2 separate regions of the Homo sapiens genome follow, and region 2 is linked to region 1. The links are chromatin loops, found by intact Hi-C in ENCODE. Cell type or tissue: tibial artery. All regions are shown on one strand. Each heading gives the region's core, and the rest is flanking DNA. Links, peaks and the distances in the headings are about the cores only. Region 1 has its middle 350 kb from the start of LINC01243. Region 2 overlaps LOC105376013 (a long non-coding RNA gene).

Evidence for each region. Hi-C counts contacts between places; a loop is a spot of excess contacts. Peaks named below come from ENCODE experiments on the same cell type or tissue, not always from the same donor. Only the 100,000 strongest peaks of a DNase experiment are listed, where the experiment ranks them.
Region 2: it touches region 1 in a loop (2.5-fold over the local background); 1 of 110 quality-filtered maps calls a loop at or near these places.

Annotation. Positions count from the first base shown.
Region 1 is chr9:31,729,089-31,732,007 of GRCh38, forward strand. No RefSeq gene overlaps it. Among named protein-coding and RNA genes, the nearest start is that of LINC01243, 350 kb to the left of the region's middle. In tibial artery, for the core only: no CTCF peak of the experiment used is centred there; DNase peaks (open chromatin) are centred at 1,449 and 1,975.
Region 2 is chr9:31,833,852-31,836,770 of GRCh38, forward strand. It overlaps LOC105376013 (a long non-coding RNA gene), which reads right to left. Exons shown (of 3, transcript XR_929549.2): 3 at 416-2,792. Among named protein-coding and RNA genes, the nearest start is that of LINC01243, 450 kb to the left of the region's middle. In tibial artery, for the core only: no CTCF peak of the experiment used is centred there; no DNase peak of the experiment used is centred there.

The DNA of each region.
Region 1 (2,919 bases), core at 221-2,720:
TTATTGTTTTCATTTCTGTTTTTCTATTTTTTCCATATAACATAACAATTTATTTATCCTACAAATACGTAGATGGGAATGGAAGTTTTATAACAAGTTCAGATCATTCTTTTAAATTCTTCAATTCTTCAAAATTCTATGACAAAAATCTCATTAAAATGTCATCAAAAAATTTAATAAGAAGTTGATTAAGTTATCCTTTTATTTTTGATGAGACAAAGAATTGGAACCAAGATGAATTACAAAAGGGTCTTTTGCATGAGGATGTTCAATTGTTTCAGCATCATTTACTGAAAAGACTATTCTTTCCCCCATTATGTGGCTTTGGTGCTCATTAAAAATCAGTTGACCATAGGTGTGTGGCTTTATCCTTGAACTTTCAGTTCTATTAAATTGTTGCCTCTGTCTAGCCTGTGGCATTACTAAACTTTTTTTTTCTCATTCAACATGATGTTACCTGTGGATTTGTCATACACGGTCATTATTGTATTGAAGAACATACCTTCTATGCCTAATTTGTTGAGATTTTATCATGAAGGTATGCTTAATTTTGACAAATGTCTTTTCTGTGTCTATTGAAATGGGTTAGATGGTTATTGTTCTTGTGTTAATGTGATGTATCATGTTTCTTGATTTGTGTCTGCTAAACCATCCTGTATCCCTAAGATACATCCCCTTTAATCATAGTAAATCATCTTTTTGCACATTTGTCAATGTGCTGTTGAATTCAGTCTTCTAATATTTTGTTGAGCATTTTTGCATCTATGTTCATTAGAAATATTGTACTGTAGTTTTCCTTTTTTGTTGTGTTCTTGTCTGGTTTTGGAATCAGGGTAATGCCGGGCTTGTAAAATGCGTTTCAATTTTTTGGTATACTTCAAGCCTCTTCAGTTTCTTGTTATACTTTGAGGAAAATTGATATTAGTTCTTCTTAAAATGTTTGGCAGAATTTGTCAGTGAAGCCATCAGGTTCTGGGCTTTTCTTTCATGGAAGACCTTTATTACTTATTCAATTTATTTGCTCCTTATTGGTATGTTTGGATTTTTTATTTCCTCATAGTTTAATTTTGGTAGGTTTTATATGTCCAGGATAATATATATTTCTTCTGTATTATCAGATTTGTTGGTGTATGGTTGTTCATGCTATCTCTTTGTTCAAACTGATCTTTTGTGTTTTTGTGGTATGTTGTAATGTCTCTTTTTTATCTCTGGTTTTATTTGTTTCAGTCTTCTCTTTTCGTAGTCTAGCTAAAGGTTTGTCGATTTTGTTTAACTTTTCAAAGAAACAACTTTTCATTTTGTTGAACCTTTGACTTGCTTTTTTTACTTTCTATTTCATTTCTGTTTTGAAATGGTGGCTGCCACTAGGCTGGCTGTTAAGTTGAGCTCAGGTGCATGTGGTCGCAGCAGGACCAGGCAGCTCTGCATTGGTCTGCCCAGAGAGACAGGGACACCACTAGGCCAGCTGTCCAGACTGGCGTGCCAGCAGGCATACATATGGCATGGCGAGGCAGCTCTGTGGTGGTGTATCAGCGGCCAGGGCTGTCACCTGGCTAGCTTTCAGGCTGGGTGCTGGTACACAGGGACAGAAGGGGCCAGCTGGCTGTGAGGTGCAGGTGCACATGGGTGAGAGGGTGGCCAGCTGTTTGGCAGCTTTCGCATTATGGCATTCCACGTGTCCCTGGAGGGGATGGGGTGCCATGTAGGTTCCAACTGAAAATCTTAGTCTTTTCATCCTGCCTAGGTTCCAGAAAGATAAAATCCTGCTGTTGGAAGCACCTGTGTGAGCAAGGTGAAATGATGGCAGGGCCTCAGGGATACATAGAATCAGTTGCTTCTGGCCCCCAGGCAGGATGTACTCTAGCAGTGAGTTCAATTTCAAGATGGTGCCATGCCATAGCAACTTAGCTGGCAGGGTGGGAGGTGTTCAGAGTGAATGCCTACTCTGGTACCATGCAGCTACATGAACTCCTATCTACTCTCCAAGAATCCTCACAGGATGCAAGGCCTATGATGACTGGGGGAGCCCTTCTGTAGCAAGAACTGCTGGTGCTTGTGGTGACAATGGGACCTGCTGGGGCTCTCTAACTTACCTATTTTCCTGTAAGAACAAGTTCCTTCTGACTTTGGGCTGAACTAGATAGGGAAGACTGTGGCAGAAGTGAATGCCTCACTCTGCTCTTTATAGTGCTATTCTGGGCTTCTGTGCTACACAGGGATTTTGTCACTTTCTTCGTGCTCTGAAGTGTAATTCCTCAGTCACTCCAATGGAAATATAATTGCTTATTTATTGTTTTGGTCTTTTTATTGGGGGAAACAAGCCCCAGGCAACTCTAGGTGACCATCTTGCTGTTGACAATCCAAAGTATCTTTCCTTACAATATTATGCATTTTCTTTGTTTTTCTTATTAATTTCCCTAGCCGGAACTTCCAGCCCATTATTGAATACAAGTGCAAAGAGTAGACATTTGTATCTTGTTTATGCTTTTAGGGAAGAGCTTTCAGCCTTTGAACATTAAGTATGATATTAGCTCTAGGTTTTTCATAGGCGCCCTTTACTAGATTGAGGAAGTGACCTTCCATCCTTAATGTGTTGAGTGTTTTATCATCAAAAAGTGTTGGATTTTGTCAGTTGCTCTTTTGCATCTATTGAGACAATCATGTAATTTTCTTTTCTTTTATTTTTTATTCTGTTAAGAATATATTATATTGCTTGATTTTCATATGTTGAACAAGGCTTACATACTTAGGATAAAACTCGCCTGATCAGCCGGACATGATGGCCCATACCTGTAATCCCAGTACTTCGGGAGGCCAAGGTGGGTGGATCTCTTGAGGCCAGGGGTTCAAGACCAGCCCTGGCGACATATCAAGACCTCGTGTCAATAATAATAATAATAATAATTAGCTAGGCTTGGT
Region 2 (2,919 bases), core at 113-2,612, 100 kb after region 1:
TATTGATCTCGACTTGTTTCTTTCCTCAGGAATAATAAAACCAGTCAGAAAACGGTTTACTTAGAATTATCCTGTGGTAGACAATTTTGTCTCTGGGTTTTCACCCACAAAAGCAGGAAATGAGCAAACTCATTTTCCCTTTTGGGAATGAAGGAAAACCTGCTAGCACTTTTGGAAGAATTCACCTCACATGCAGTGAGCTAAAACAAATGTGATGATACCTGAGTGTTGTGTGATGCTATTGCAAATAGAGAATAAAAGGCAACAGAATAATTCCTTGAATGGCTCCTAGACTTGATGCACTAAAATTTCTGTCTCATTGCTTATCCCAAAAGAATCTGGCCTAGTCAAGGCAAGGGACTTACTTACCCCTGCCTTTAGCAAACTCCTAATGAGTCTTCTAAGAGTGAAAGTTCTCTATCCGATCTCTCAGCTGGAAATATGTGCCTTACCAAGCTGCTGTTAAGGGAACAGAAAAATGATCAACATAAATTGCACCAGGAGATGGTAAAACACAAATGTTTTAGCAATGGGGGCTATTTAATGGGCTTCAGCTGTTCCAGCTCTACTCATTGTCATGAACTGAGGGTATAGGTACCATGGGATCCTTTAATATTCATTGCCAGTCACTGTTACAAGTTTCTAATATTTTAAACAAGGCTATAAATGTTGTTAGTGTTATTATTTTCATCTCACAGTTGTGACAACTGAGGAACGAGGCAGCTAAGTGCCTTGCCTACACAGATACTAAGTGAGCAAATTGGGATTAACACCCAAGCACTCTGACTCCAGAGGCCATGCTGGGAAGCCTTGGGGCACTTGCCCAAGCTGTTAAAGCAGCATGTGCCCACCCACAAACTTAAGGCAGGTGCTATACATCATTGCCAAAAGCAAGTTCCCCACCTCCTATCCTTGGTACTTGGTAGCAGCTGATGTCAGGCCATCAATGATGATTTGCTTTCTAAAATGAACTCCAGAAGACTTCTGGTAAAACCTATCAATTCCTAAAGACTCGAGACCTGGGTCCACGTGTGTTCACTACCCAGATAACTCTTCTTTTTTAATGTACTCAATAAGTCTCGTGACCTATTTTATTACAAGTAAGATCAGAACATATTGTAGCAGAGAGGCCAGTGATGCTGCCAGACTGTAGGTAGTAGCATGGGCCATGTTCTACAGAGTGCTCTTTGGGGCAATCTAACCTGTTCTTTGCTGATGCCAAGAGGTCCAGGCAGTATTTAAAAATCAAGCTATCCAGCTGGACAGAGTGCAATGCTAAGGAGATCATATGTCTCAGTTCATCTGGGAAAGTCTTGGTTTCATCCTGCTTTCCCAGTGTAGTTATGAATAACACTCCCTTTCACTTTCAAGTCTTCCAGTGTGAACTGTGGATAGCTACATGGTGACTCTGGGCATCTTCCACCTCTTCATGCCTATAGCCAGGCAGGAGCCCCAAGAATCTGGCTTCTTTGAGAGAGATGAGCTATTGGTTTCATCTTTTAGATATCAGGGACTCAGGGGTCCCATGGATACTCACACCTAATCAGAGAGCCTGATGACATCAAGGAGTTCATCAATTGTGTGATGATTTTTCTTTTGTAAATTTTTTTCAGAGAGTTTCAGGTTAAGTATAAGCCATTCAGAATAATTTTTTGTGTATATATTTCTCCCATCACATATGCAAAGCTGCTTAAAAAATCACTATTGGTTACTTTCTTCTTCAGAAGTCTTCATTAGCATAACATGAAAAGGACATGCACATAGCCTGATTATATGTTCATATGAAAAGTCACTCAAGGAAATTAGGAACAGATTTTATTGACAGGGATAGATAATAATAACACCTGAGCCTCTCCCACAAGTCCTAGCGGCCACTGGTCAAATGTACCAATTGTTACTAGCAGTCATTTGACTTTCGACATTCATTTATTTCAGTATAGAAATCTTTGAAGGAAGATCTCCAAGCATGCCTTACTGACATTCTGAAAAGTGTTGCAGCTTAAACCATTATCTAATACCTTATTCATTTTTAGTTAGGTTAGTGGCAAAAATGATACACTAGATTAGAAGAAGTAGAAGGATGATAAAGGACAGGCCAGTTTAAGAAAGGCTTTATTGATAGACAAAAGTAGAAGAGACCAAATCTAAGCACTGTCTGTTTCAAAAATGTGATTAAGCTCATGTATGCCAGGCACAATCTCAGTCTCAGTCTACAAATTCTGTTACTGACTCCTGCACAATGTCAACCCCTCTCCTCACCTCCCAGCCTGCATCGGAAGTAACCTCTATATCCACATAGTGTCTAGCTCCTGCTCCACTGGTAATGTGGAGGAGGTGTTGAGCAGCTTTCCATCTGGATGCCCAACCAATGGAATTTACTCACTCAGACATTTAAAAAGCCCAAAGCATCGTTGACAAGCTTACATCACAAATCTTCTGATCTGTGGCTTTGGAAAATGAGTGTAGGTGTCAAACCCTGAAGAATTAATTAAACATGCATTTGATTTAATTTCTACAGCCTTCAGTTCTGAGACTAAGATAGACAAAAGCAATAGGCAACACTGAGTCTCACCAATATGTACCACTGGGGTAAGGTGCCTTCAGCTCTTACCCTGTCTATACATCCCCAGCACTGAGGCCATCAGTCCCCTGGGCTTCACTTACCTCTGCTTTACTCACCTCATTCCACCCTGCATTCTGTTAAATTCCCTGTGAAGCTCCTCCAAAGCAGCCCGAACTCTGGATGCTTTTGTTATGAGATGCTCCTTGAGGAGGAAGCCAGGACTTTGATTCTGGAAAAAAGAAAAAAAAATCTTCCATATACTGGAGTTGGTGCCCAGTATTTCCATTGCCTCAGCCAGACTTTATGGGACATTGCTTTTTCTTTTATCCTAAGACTTGAATTTTAAATCTGACTTG